Linked DNA regions of Homo sapiens: regions 2 and 3 are each linked to region 1. A link is a contact called in ENCODE Hi-C or POLR2A ChIA-PET data. All regions are on one chromosome and are shown on one strand. Each heading gives the region's core, a stretch centred on a gene start or an enhancer-like site at or near the end of the contact. The rest is flanking DNA. Distances are from core to core; before and after follow the strand shown. Region 1 has its middle 170 kb from the start of ICOS. Region 2 has its middle 56 kb from the start of RAPH1. Region 3 overlaps PARD3B (par-3 family cell polarity regulator beta).

Region 1 (4,433 bases), core at 1,676-4,175:
GTCTCTAAAAAATAAAGATAAAATTAAAATATATTGTATTTTTATATATATATGTGTGTGTGTGTGTGTGTGTGTGTGTGTGTGTATATATATATATATGGAGAGAGAGAGAGAGAGACAGAGAGAGCAAAAGCACAGGTACAAAGGCAGAAAAACTGGATCTAATCTCAACCCAGATATTTACCAGGTAATTAACCCTGGACAAGTCCTTTTGTATTTCTGACTGAGCTCCTCATTTGTAGAAGAGCATAATAATGTTTACCCTGACTGCCCCATAGCATTGTCATGATTCAATAGACACTATAATATGTAAAGACATTGGGAAGTATAAATCACTATATGGAAATATAAGCAGAGTCTAGACTCTTGAGTTAGTTTTTATGCAATGGTTATAGCTCAACACTTGTTACACGGTCTTTATTGATAATGAAGATTTGTCACCAGGCCTAAAAATCATTAAATTACATCTCATCATACCTGCGTCATATCCGTCACACTCAAAAACCTCCAGCTAGTCATGCAAAGAAAGCTTAGTTGTTCGATACCCTGCAACACCACCATTTACTAACTCTGATGTCAGCTTTTTCTTCCCCACTAAATTTTAGCACTATAATCATGCTGCAAACTCTGTCTGTTCAATGGAGGTTTTTACCCTTTGCCTTTAATGTAAAATGACAGCCAAATCTTCAGAAGGTTTGGTGTTAAGATTATGTCTTTTACATTCCTACAGTCTCTGTTGTTTAGTTCAGCTTGTCACGCTGTCAGATAAAGGCCCATGGAGCGTTCTACAGGAATTATTAATGAAGATTTGACCGGTTTTTCTTCTGGAAACAGATCACTTCACTTTTCATCTCACTGCTTTTTACATTAACAAACTAAAAATAGCCATGAGTATTCCAGGGAAGAAATTACCAATATTTGGCAGTATATTTCTTGCTTTCCAGTTGTTAGATTTGGTTCTTTGCCTAGTTAGGACACAGATAAATGTGTAAATCTTAATAGCATAATCCCCAAATTAGTATCCCTGTATCTTTACTCAGAACATGAAGAGCTAAATCTGATTTCAAAACACCTTGTTTTAAGCATAGGCCTTACTTGGCTTGCCCTGGAAAACAGACATTTAAACACAAAGTTTGATGACGATGGCTTTAGGAAAGTGGCCCACACTGAATTCACCAGCCCAATTGCTGTCCTTCTGCAAACATCCATTCAGAACGACATTGACAAGTGAATCTCTGCCAACTACCGTCTTGTAATCCACACTGCTCTTGTTTATGTGTGCAAATTCACTGTGGTTTGTTGCAGTTCTCTGCTCTGTAGAATCCATTGTAGCCCATCTTCATCTGAGCTCCTCTTTAACAGAGAGAGCCACGTGTGTCAGAATATCATATGGATGAAGTTTGACATCTTTATTCGTCTTCTATTTATGGGATGAACGTACAGTTAAAAGGTGGCTTGAGACCATCAAACCCACATCTAGCTGTGATCTAAGTGGAATTTAACGTAGGTCTCCTGAGGTGAAGGGAGAAATGAAGGAAAGAAATGAAGTGCCTGTTTCAATTTAATACTTTAGGCCAATTTTTTTTTTTAAGAGAAAAAAAATCAAAGGGCTGGGACCTTCCTTGGCCCCCTGAAGTTTTAGGGTTTCAGATGCTCAGAGATACAATCTGCACAATTTCTTGGCATCTGTTTTTTCCAGACAGTATATTACCACTATAAAGTAGCCTGAACAGTGGGGTCCTCCCTACTGGGGGCCCACTTCAAAGGCAATGTTTGATGTCCCCTGATGCTGCCTGTGGGTGAAAGCGCAGATTGTTGTGTTTCATTTATTAATTACTTAAAACAGAAAAATAAAAGCCAATTTTCTTCTAAATTTCTCTCTGTCTACTTTGAGTTAACATCCTCCAATCTGGTTTTTGTCATACACGAGTAATTTTAGTTCCAAATACTGGTATGATGTCATTATTTAACACCTTTTTATCTAAGGATATTGGCGTGTCTTGCAAAAGAGTATGTTGCTGCTTTGTCCTCTATTTAGAAAACAAACATTGAGAAACTAAGAGAGACCACTCCACTATTCCAAAATCACACCATACACATAGTTGGAGATAGGAAGAAAGCCCGGATTTCTTATTCAATTTCATCAGAAAAGGAGACGTCTTCCCAGAACACTGGCAACTCTGGAATCCCCCTGAAACCCAAAGAAGAAAAATGTCCCCCTACTTCCTCATGAACCAAATGTTCCACCAAGCTTTACTTAGAATTAGTTATTTCACTCCAAACCCGGTCTGCTTTTTGCTGAATATTTTCTCAAAACTAAAGCCAGTCAACAGAGTTCTCTCTGGTGTGAAGCAAAACAAAAACAATCCAAAGTTTTTATGTTGTCACCAGACAAAAATTTGCTAAGAACAAGCAGAAATGAGGAGTTAATGGATCCCATATGTGGCCACTAACATAGGTTTATGAGATTTTCCAAGAGATTTCTGAAGATTCCTATAGCACAAAGGAAGATCAAACAGCCACTTTCCTGTCAAACAGGGCAAAAAATGCTCCATCCATAGTTCCCCCTGCATTTATTTTGGTAAACCTGGAAAGAAAAGGTGGCTGCAATATCTGCCTTACAGGGAGCTGACCACAACATGTGGTATACTGGAGCAGGAAAGAAGGTCCTTAAAGACGTCACCTGTGTCCTCACAGCACAAGCAGACCTGCCCTTAGAGCCCACTGCTTGGTATGAGATGTAGCCTCTGGGGGAGGGCTGAGCAACGGAGAGGGAGAGCTGGACAATTTTCTTCATCCGGGAAAATTGCACACACACAAAAATAGCTGCTTTCTTCAAATGTCAATCAGCTCCTTCAAGTTTCAAGCTTCACTGAGGGGTCAGAAGAGGCATTTCCTCTACACATATTTCAGTATCACATCGGGACGTTCAGCCACACACAGCTTCCGGCACGGGGGCTGTGGTTGTGTTGGAGTTAACCACACAGGGCACAGGGTGAGGGAGTTGTCGTTGTTGTTCTTGTTTCTGTTGTTGTGATGGAGGCGGGGCAGCTGGTGGGGTTAAAACGGTTTCCATTATTATTATTTTCTTTCCCCCTTTGTGTGCTATGAACTCTGAACTAGACAAATGAGAACTATCTCCCCTGTTATTAGTAGAATGTCTTCTGTGAGCAAATTCCAACCACTAGAATGTCCGTGTGAACTGCAAAGGCAACCACAACAGTTTTGGAAACTGGGGATGATTGTGGGGCTCCTGGACCGCTGCCCTCCGCCCTGCAGCAGGGAAACAGAACACCCTAGACAGGTGGGGAAGGAGTGGATGGGGGTGAGTCTGCAGGAGAGGAAGCCTGGCCGAAATGTGCTTTTGGATAAAATGTCCCGATTAACCAAGAGCACACAAAATGTGCAGACTGGCAGCACAAGGCCTTAAGCACCCGCAAAGCACGCTGAGTCTTTGGGCTGCTCTGTGACAGGGAGATGTGTTTACCCCAGACAAGTTCACCAGTCCGACAGCCGCCTGAGGCCAGTTGGAGAGGAGGTTGAAATGTTCCACAGTGTGAAGAGTCAGCGCGATCTGTAGAGATAATGGAGCATTCGGTTTGACATCCAAAACTGGTGTATCCAGGAGGAGCGGGATTCTTGCTGGGAGGAGAGACAGTAATTGTTTTTAGCAAGACAGATAAGACATTCCGGTTTCTGTAGATTCCTCCCCAACCAGGAAACAACTGCCTCCAATGTCAGTGCTAAATATTGAAATCAAGGTGTGCAAATGCCTCAGCTTCTCTCCACCGCCTGCTGCATGATTACTTTCAAATAAGAATGTCCTTCCTTCTTAATTTTACACTTAGATAGGTAAAAACATCATCAATTTTAGCAGACTGTTTAGTTTTAATCTGATCAAAACAATCATTCACTAAGAACCTTCTAAGAGATTATAGGAAACATTAATTGTGTAGCTGGACTGGGATACGACTGGAGGGAGGCTTGTAAATAAATCCTAGGACTTGAGTCCAAGAAATATAAAAGGAGAGAGAACACAGAAGCTAGTGCAGATAGATGCCTGATGTCTCCTTTTAGGTGAGAGCATAGAAACATGTAGAGCTTGTTTCCTCTGAGGTTAGATACCGTTTAGTCCTTCCTTGGGTATTCCCATTTACGGCTGTGGTCAAGTGAATCAGCCACAGACGTTACTATTACTTAAAAAGAAAACCATTTTCTCTACATTGGTGCTAGTTCCAAATTGTGTCTGTGTGATCGTCCCTCCCTCAGCCATCTCATTTCCAGGGCTGACAAATATTTAGCCTACATAAATACACATTTGGGGAGATCCTACGCCATTTCTCCCTCCTCGTGACCCAACTCGTATTCTTCAAAACATCAAACAAAACAATTCGCAGAATAAAGTTGCCTTCCGAAAGAGGGATTTCCCCCTC
Region 2 (4,521 bases), core at 860-3,359, 520 kb after region 1:
GCATTAATTATGCAGTAATTAAAATGTCCTGAAGTTAGTGTTAGCAATTCCATTTCTGCATATATCCCTAGACCTGCATGAAGATGTCAATGACAGCATTGTTCATGGTAGTCGGAGCTTTACTGAACCTAGGAGCTCTAGCCACAGTTGGGCCAATGGGTTATATACAGTAGTGTGGTGAGAACTTTAAAACACAGTACTGGGTTAAAAACAAAAAAAAAGAATCTTAGTGAAATCTATAATATAATGCCATTTGTATTACCTTTTTAATTTAAATTTATATTAAAAACACATATATACACAAAACGATGCCAATATATGTTATTGGGTATGTATGTATCTTTGAAAAATACATAAACACATTTAAGTGGTGCCTGTAGTAACAGGAGAATGAGAGAGGGAATGCTGGATGAAGAACAGTAATTTTTTAAGTGAATGTTGTCTTTTACACACCAAGTAGTGATGTATGTCAAGAACTGAGGAGTATGATTTACTCAGCTCCGTGCACCATTGGTCCAAGACTTCTAAAAATAAAAAATAAAGGCTGGGCGCGGTGGCTCACGCCTGTACTCCCAGCACTTTGGGAGGCCAAGGCAGACGGATCACGAGGTCAGGAGATCGAGACCATCCTGGCTAACACGGTGAAACCTCGTCTCTACTAAAAATATCAAACATTAGCTGGGCGTGTTGGCGGGTGCCTGTAATCCCAGCTACTCGGGGGGCTGAGGCAAGAGAATGGCGTGAACCCGGGAGGTGGAGCTTGCAGTGAGCCGAGATCCAGCTGCTGCACTCCAGCCTGGGGAAGTGAGACTCCGTCTCAATAAATAAATAATAAAAAAATTAAAAGAAAACAGATCCCTGAGTCTTTTTTTTTCCATCAATGTAATCATGAATCAGGTGGACTCTGTTTCTGTCTCTCAACTCACTTCTCTCTGAATTGGCTTCTTTCTCCAGCAAGCTCTTACCACGTGAAGGGAAAGACAATTCTGGACACAACAAGTATGCATAATGTTTACAGTTCATGATCTCAGGAAGAGAAAGACTTTTGCCATTCCTAACCCTCTACAGACAAGGACTCTGCTTGGCCCTGCTTGAGTCATGTGCCCACCTCCAGACCCATCACCGTCACCTGGAAACAGGTTGTCCTAATTGGTCAGCCTGCACATACACCTACTTTTGCAATGGGGGAGGCAAGGCCCTTTGATTGGCAGCCCCACTAGTGGATGCCACCTCCCAGCTACAGTAAGGCACCTTTAGCACAGTTCCAGGGTTAAAGAAGCCCTAAGCAGTCCCAATTCAGAGATAACTTTACTCTGACAAAAGCTTGTTTATTAATCAGGCAGGACCCTATAAAGTGCAGTCAGGAAATGGCTTTATTTTCTTTTTCTGCCGTGCTTGTGCTTCAGACTTGCTCTGTCCAATCTCTTTTTCCTGACCCCAGACAATATCTTGAGCAAACTCTGTAACTTTTCCAGTGCTTTTCACTTTTGTAATAATCTTATTTCAAGATACTACATGGGACCAGGTACAGTGGCTCACACCTGTAATCCCAGCACTTTGGGAGGCCGAGGCAGGCAGATCACTTGATGTCAGGAGTTTAAGACCAGCCTGGTCAACATAATGAACCTCATCTCTACTAAAAATACAAAAATTAGTCAGGCATGATGGCACACACCCGTAGTCCCAACTACTTGGGAGGCTGAGGCAGGAGGATTGTTTGAACCCAGGAGATGGAGGTTGCATTGAGCCGAGATGGCACCACTGCACTCCAGCCTGGGTGACAGAGTAAGGCTCCATCTCAACAAACAAACAAACAAACAAACAAAAAACAAAAAACAAAAAAAAGATACTATACAGGTTCAGCCTTCTTTAATATCCAAACTTCACTCTTTCTTCTTCTTCAAGTCTTCCTCTCTTACATTCCAGGTCAGGTCTTACTGGGTCCCAGTAACCTGCAGTAGGGAAGTGGAGCATGTTCTTATTCCAGTCACACCCCAGTTACTCTGTGGTTTGTTGTTCCTCCCCAGTGAGGGATAGAGGAGAAAGGAGAAGTAAAAAGCAAAAGGTTCTTCATTATTTAGCTGGTGCTGTTTTCTTTGGATGTTGGTATGTTCTGTGGGACCCATGTTCAAATGCCAGCTGACTCACTCTTGAAGGGAGCTTATGTGTGTTTTTTAGAAAAACCCTCAACCTCCACTGGGGATCTCCAACACTTTCCTTTTTTTCTCAGATGGAAAATATACTCCCCTGGTGACCACTAATGATTCTCCCCTAGCTCTGGGTCAGAAAATAATGCACCACACAGATAGTATTGTTGGGCAAGGTGTTTTAAAAATGGTTGTATCTTCCACAGTGTGCACTCTAGTCTTCAGAAAACACAACACTTACCCTGAGTACTGTAGAATTGTGGCTTACTCCCACTACAATCTTGGCTCTCCTCTTTGCTCTAAGGTGCAGCTCCAGCCAATCCCATGTCTAGACAAGGAACAGACTTCATACTCTATGCTCACAAACTTCAGGGAACAAGGTCAAATTCTCCTAAGACCACACAAAAAAATGTAAATGAATGTTCATAGCAGCATCTTCATAAGAGTCCCAAAGTGGAAAAAATGCAAATGTCCATCAACAGATGCATGGATGAGTAAAATATGGTATATCTTTACAATGAACTATTATTCCACTGTAAAAAAAAGTGAAATACTGATACACGCTACAACATAGGTGAGCCTTGAAAACATTATACTTTTGTTTTGTTTTGGTTTGGTTTTAATTATGGTTTTTGAGACACAGTTTCATTCTGTTGCCCAGTCTGGAGTACAGTGACATGATTTCGGCTCACTGCAACCTCTGCCTCCCGGGTTCAAGTGATTCTTGTGTCTCAGCCTCCCAAGTAACTGGGATTAAAGGTGCATGCCACCATTTTTGTATGCCAGGCTAATTTTTGTATTTTTAGTAGAGACAGGGTTTCGCTATGTTGGCCAGGCTGATCTCAAACTGCTGACCTCAAGTAATCTGCCCACCTTGGCCTTCCAAAGTGCTAGGATTACAGACATGAGCCACCACACCTGGGCTTGAAAACATTGTTCTCAGTGAAAGAAGCCAGACACAAAAAGTCACATGTTGTATGATTCCATTCAAATGAAACATCTAGAACAGACAAATCCATAGAAACAGCAGATTAGTGATTGGCAGTGGCTGGGAGGAGAAATGGGGGGTGACTGCTAATGAGTACAGGGATTCTTTTGGGGATGACAAACGTGTTCTAAAATTAGACAGTGGTGATGGCTGCACAACTCTGAATAGATTTTAAATCACTGAATCACACACCTTAAAAAGGTGAATCTGATGGTACGTGATTATATCTCAATAAAGTTGTTATTTAAAAAAAAATCTGCAAAAGAACTCTCTTGTCTGAGATGGGTGGGGGCCACAGGTTGTGGAAACTGTTTTGGGCACCTGTTAGCCAGACCTGATGTTAGTCTAGATCCTTTCCATGAGATGCGGAGGTACTTGTCCCCTTATCATGCTCTGCTTTGCAGTCTCAAGCTGAGACCACAGAAAATTACCCTCTAGCAATTTTACCTTGGTTCCTTTTCTGGGCTGTCAGGATAATCAAGATGCATATGGTATTCTCACCAACCTCCGTATGGGATACTCACTTCTCAAAATATTCAGCAAAGGAACAAATTCTTGCCCATACAGAAACTATCGCTATCTATTCAAAAGCCAGGGACACTCCACTGCTTTGTGATCTCAGAAATAAAGGCAGGATATTCACTAAAGAATAATGTTTTTTGTTTTGTTTTTTGTTTGTCTTGAAACAGGGTCTTGCCCTCAGACCGAGGCTGGAGTACAGTGGTTTGAACATGGCTCACTGCAGCCTCAACCTTCTGAGTTCAAGAGATCCTCCTGCCTCAGCCTCCCAAGTAGCTGGGACCACAGGCGTGCACCACCATGCCCAGCTAATTTTTTCTTTTTTTTTTTTCAGAGGCAGGGTCTCAACATGTTGCCCAGGCTGGTCTTAAACTCCTAGGCTCAAGCAATCCTCCCACCTCAGCTTCCCAAAGTGCTGGGATTACAGGCAAGAGCCCCTACCTTAAATAATGTTTTTCAAGGTACTATCTGAAGCCCTGTTACCTTAACTTCACACAGAGAGCTTGTTTCTTATTTTGCTTACTTTGTAGCATCATGCAAATGTTTCCTCTGTTGATAACAATAATTGTTATAGTTTTAGGAGAAATATGCTTTATTCACCCACGATTTTATTGAGGATCTACTATTGCCAGGGACTCAGATGATTAGGGTGAATAACATAGGCAGCCTCCTTGCCCACACTGAGCTTGTCTCACTTCCGCCATCAGTTAAGTACTGTTTTCCAATGGTTCTGCTATGCTTCTGTCAGAGATTGATTACCAGTGATCAGGAGAAGATGATGGCTCTAGCAGATATCAAAAAGTGGTAGGTCGGGCGCCGTGGCTCACGCCTGTAATCCCAACACTTTGGGAGGCCGAGGCAAGCAGA
Region 3 (4,360 bases), core at 1,600-4,099, 910 kb before region 1:
TATAAATTCCAATTCTATTTTTCACAGAAACAGAAAAAAACCCTAAAATTCATATGGAACCACAAAAAGCCCCCAAATACCAAAAGTAATCTTGAGCAAAAAGAACAAAGCTGGAGGCATCATACCCTGATTTTAAACTGTATTACAAAAGTACATAGCCACAGTAATAAAACAGTATGGTATTGGCATAAAAACAAGACACATTGACCAATGGAACAGAACAGAGAGCACAAAAATAAACCTGTGCATATATGGTCAACTAATCTTTGACAAGAGTGCCAAGAATGCAAAATGGGGAAAGGATAGTCTCTTCAATAAATGATGCTGTGTGAACCAAATATACACATGCAATATAATGAAATTAGGCCCTTATCTTACCTCATATACAAAAATTAACTCAAAAAAGACTAACGACTTAAATGTAACATCTGAAAATGTAAAATTCCTAGGAAAAAGCACAGTGAAAAAGCTCCTTTACATTGATCTTGGCAATGATATTTGGATATGACACTAAAAGCACAGGCAACAAAAGCAAAGGCAAACAAGCAGGACTACACCAAACTAAAAAGCTTCTGCACAGCAAAGGAAAAAAAAATCCACAAAATGAAAAGGCAACCTATGAATTGGGAAAAATTATTTGCAAACTGTATATTTGATGAGGGATTAGTCTCCAAAAATATTATAAATTCAAGCAGCTCAATATCAAAAAACAAATAACCAGATTTAATAATGGGCAAAGGACATGAATAGACATTTTTTTCAAAGAATACATACAAATGGCCAACAGATATATAAAAAGGTGCACAACATCACTAATCATCAGAGAAATGCAAATCAAAACCACAATGAGATATCACCTCATACCTGTTAGGATGGCTATTATCAGAAAGATGAGATAGCAGCTGGCTATTGGAAAGGCTGTGGAGAAAAGGGAAGCCTTGTGCACGATGGGAATGGAAATTGGTGCAGTCATTATAGAGAACAGTATGGAGGTTCCTTAAAAAATTAAAAATGTGTAAATTAATAAGTACCCTATGGTCCAGCCATATATCCAAAGGAATTGCACCTTTGGTCATATATCCAAAGGAATTTAAATCAATATCTCAAAGAGGTATCTACACCCTCATGTTCATTACAGCGTTACTTCAATAACTAAGATAGGTGTAAATAACACCTACAATAACAACCTCGGTGTCCACTGATGAATTAATAAAGAAAATGTGGTGTGTCTAAACAAGAGAATATCGTTCAGCCATAAGAAGAAGAACATTTTGCAATTTGCAACATCATGGATAAACTTGGAGGACATTATGCTAAGCGAAATAAGCCAGACACCAAAAGACAAAGAGTATCTCATCTCAATCATATGCAGAATCTAAAACAGTTTAAATCATAGAAGCAGACAGTAGAATCATGGGTGCCATGGATGAAGGGTTGGAGGAAGTGTTGAGAAGTTGGTCAAAGGGTATAAACCTTCAGTTACAAGATGGATAAATTCTGGGGATCTCATGTACAGCATTAAATATAGTTAATAATACTGTGTTGTTTACCTGAAATTTGATGACAGAAGATTTTTAAGTGCCCTCACCATATAGACACATGCACAAATGGTAACTAAGGATGATGATGAATGTGTTGATTTGATTGTGGTAATAAGTACACAATGCATGCACAGATCAAATCATCACCCTGTACATGTATAATTTATACAATTTTTATTTGTAAATTAAATATTTTAAAATAAAATAGAAAAAAGACTGTCTATATCAGGCTTGACTCTGTCTCATCTGGCTCTTCTCTGCCCACCCACTACACTGCAGCCACCCTGGCCTCCTTGGCTCTCTATCTTTCCAAATTCACCCAGACTGCCCTAGTGCCTTTGTACTAGCTGGTCCCTCTGCGTAGAATGTTCTCCCACCTTTCCCTCTACTCTCAGAATAGCCCTGTCATAGTTACTTGCTCTCTATTCCTTTATCCTGTTTCATTTTCTTCATTGCATTGTTACCATCAGAGAGACTCTTGTGCATTTGTTTACATGTATAACTTCTAAGAGCCAGAAGGGAAGTTTCATGAGAACAGAGATCCTATCTATCTTTTCCCAGTTGTATGCTCAGACCCTAGCGTACCGCGGGCTGTATAAATGTTTGTTAAGTTCAAAAAGGAACAGAGGTAGTTGTGACAGGCGTAGGTTAAGCAAGCATGCAGAAATGCAAGTGGGTCTCAACCAGGACACACAGAATTAATGGACAAATCAGAAATACAGGTTGCTGACTCAACTTATTAGGTCAGGTACAAGGCATCTGTGTGTTGAGGGGTCAGAGCATCGTGTTCGGTGGTTGGGGCAAAACATGGAATAGGAGTCAGCCTTGGATGTCAGAACCGGGCTGGTATTAAACCCAGAGAGACGTGTGGTTATTTATGTATCTGCTCAGCAGGAACCCAGACCACCGATACAGCTCCACGTATACAGAAAAACAGATAACATGACATCTCCTTGCTGATTCTCAAGTGAGAGCATAGTTAAACCAAGATAGAGAATCTGGAATTCAGACTGCCCAAGAGAACACTGTGGCACAAATTCTGTCAACAATCCCAGAGTAACACTTCAGAAAGAAAACAACACAAAATTCATTTGTCTAATTGGGACTCACTGTGAGAGACAATTCCTCCAAGATAATAAAACTTAGCCATGATGTTAGTGGTGAGCCATTCAGCACAACCAAAGGGCACTGTGCATGTGTCACACGGTCAGATCTGTAGGAGAAAGGCTGACACTTTTGGCAATGACAGCAGTCCAAACGAAAAACACAGCCACAGCAAGCCCATCTAACGGTTGCTGTGAATCACCCTGATTATGAGTCACAAGCATGCAATCACTGGCATACAGAAACTCCTGACTAATAGCCGTGAGCAGTTTGCCTTTGCTATCTAAGTGCCGCAGACTGAACACACTCTTGCCCGACCTAAAATCGGCATTAATACCTGAATCACAGCCTGGGGAAGCTCAATATTCCACTGCTGGAAAGAAGATAAACAGCAACAATACAAAGATGCAGCCCTTTTTAGTGCCGCTAGTTAAACTGAATGCATTTAATCTTTCTTCTGCATCTAAAATGTCGGTCATCTTCTCTTGGTGGCATGAATGATATGTAAACACTCCTGCAAAAAGCCAGTTTCTTGAAGGCTTTTCCACATACCAAACGGCAAACAGAATAAAAACCATGGTTACACTGAGTATTATAGAACACAAATCATTACAGTGCCAGAGGGCATGCTGTTTATGGTTCCACAACCAGAGAAAACCACATGATCATTAGTTATAGTGCTTACCTATAGGCTTGAAATATACAACTTATTTCTTTTGTTTAAGATATGCATAATCTGCTCTGGAAACAAATGATGTGCTTCATTAATTATTATGGTATGAAGGTATTATAGATCTATGAGGAAATTACCCACATCAATTGGCTTCTTCTAACCTTGGTCTAGCATGACAAGGAATTAAATAATAGTGTCCTACCAAAAAAAGTTGATCAACATATCTGGACAAATGTCCACATAACCACTACCTACATCACTACAACTAGTAAATCCTATCATTTGGGAATAAAAAATTTAAATAGGTATGAGGCACAATCTGGAGGAAGAATAAACTCTTGCAGAAAATAACAGTGAGGCCTGTAATCCCAGCACTTTGGGAGGCTGGGGCATGTGGATCACCTGAGGTGTGGAGTTCGAGACCAGCTTGCCCAACATGGCAAAACCCCATCTCTACTAAAAATACAAAAATTAGCCGGGTGTGGTGGGGGTGCACCTGTAATCCCAACTACTTGGGAGGCTGAGGCAGGAGAATCACTTGTACCCAGGAGGCAGAGGTTGCAGAGAGCCAAGAACGCGCCACTGCACTCCAGCCTGGGCGACAGAAGTGAGGCTCCATCTCAAAAAAAAAAAAAAAAAAAAAAGAAAGAAAGAAAATGATGGTGAGGCATACATGATCATAGCTAATGCATATCAAGAGCTCACCCTGCACTGGGCATTATTCTTAGTGTATTACATGTTTGTTTATATTCACAGAAATCCTAAAGCTTAGGGATGACTATTACCACCATAGCAGCAGTGAAGAAAAGGGAGACCAAGAGTTAAGGGATTTTCTCCTCACCACACACCTAGTATATGGTAGAAACAGGATTCAAACTCAAACAATTTCTTTCAAAAATCTGCACTCCTATCCCCCAAACAGCAAATCAAGTAGATGCTACCAGAGTCAAGATCTGGAGCTGCCGAAGTAAATACACATCTGTTTTTTTAAGGAAAGGCAGTGTAGTCTTAACTCAGCACCTGAATGATTGAGTTCATCCAT

The links. Hi-C counts contacts between places; a loop is a spot of excess contacts on that map. ChIA-PET counts read pairs that join two places held with the same protein, here RNA polymerase II (POLR2A). Pooled maps may share reads with other maps.
Region 2: a map with no recorded cell type shows a loop between it and region 1 (3-fold over the local background). The contact joins two enhancer-like sites. A Hi-C loop is called at or near these places in 4 of 37 single-sample maps with no recorded cell type and 7 of 50 pooled maps.
Region 3: a map of endothelial cell of umbilical vein shows a loop between it and region 1 (2.1-fold over the local background). The contact joins two enhancer-like sites. A Hi-C loop is called at or near these places in 1 of 168 maps with a recorded cell type or tissue (endothelial cell of umbilical vein) and 4 of 50 pooled maps. POLR2A ChIA-PET finds 5 or more read pairs at or near these places in 1 of 52 experiments (activated CD4-positive, alpha-beta T cell).

What each region holds. Positions count from the first base shown.
Region 1 is chr2:204,108,948-204,113,380 of GRCh38, reverse strand. No RefSeq gene overlaps it. Among named protein-coding and RNA genes, the nearest start is that of ICOS, 170 kb to the right of the region's middle. Within about 2 kb of position 2,925, at least 13 of the 41 ENCODE cell types and tissues checked have a DNase peak (open chromatin) inside an H3K27ac peak, as active enhancers do; they include endothelial cell of umbilical vein, where a contact is called at or near this core.
Region 2 is chr2:203,589,384-203,593,904 of GRCh38, reverse strand. No RefSeq gene overlaps it. Among named protein-coding and RNA genes, the nearest start is that of RAPH1, 56 kb to the right of the region's middle. Within about 2 kb of position 2,109, at least 2 of the 41 ENCODE cell types and tissues checked have a DNase peak (open chromatin) inside an H3K27ac peak, as active enhancers do.
Region 3 is chr2:205,023,765-205,028,124 of GRCh38, reverse strand. The region is part of intron 3 of PARD3B (par-3 family cell polarity regulator beta); the gene reads right to left. Among named protein-coding and RNA genes, the nearest start is that of PARD3B, 480 kb to the right of the region's middle. Within about 2 kb of position 2,849, at least 11 of the 41 ENCODE cell types and tissues checked have a DNase peak (open chromatin) inside an H3K27ac peak, as active enhancers do; they include endothelial cell of umbilical vein, where a contact is called at or near this core.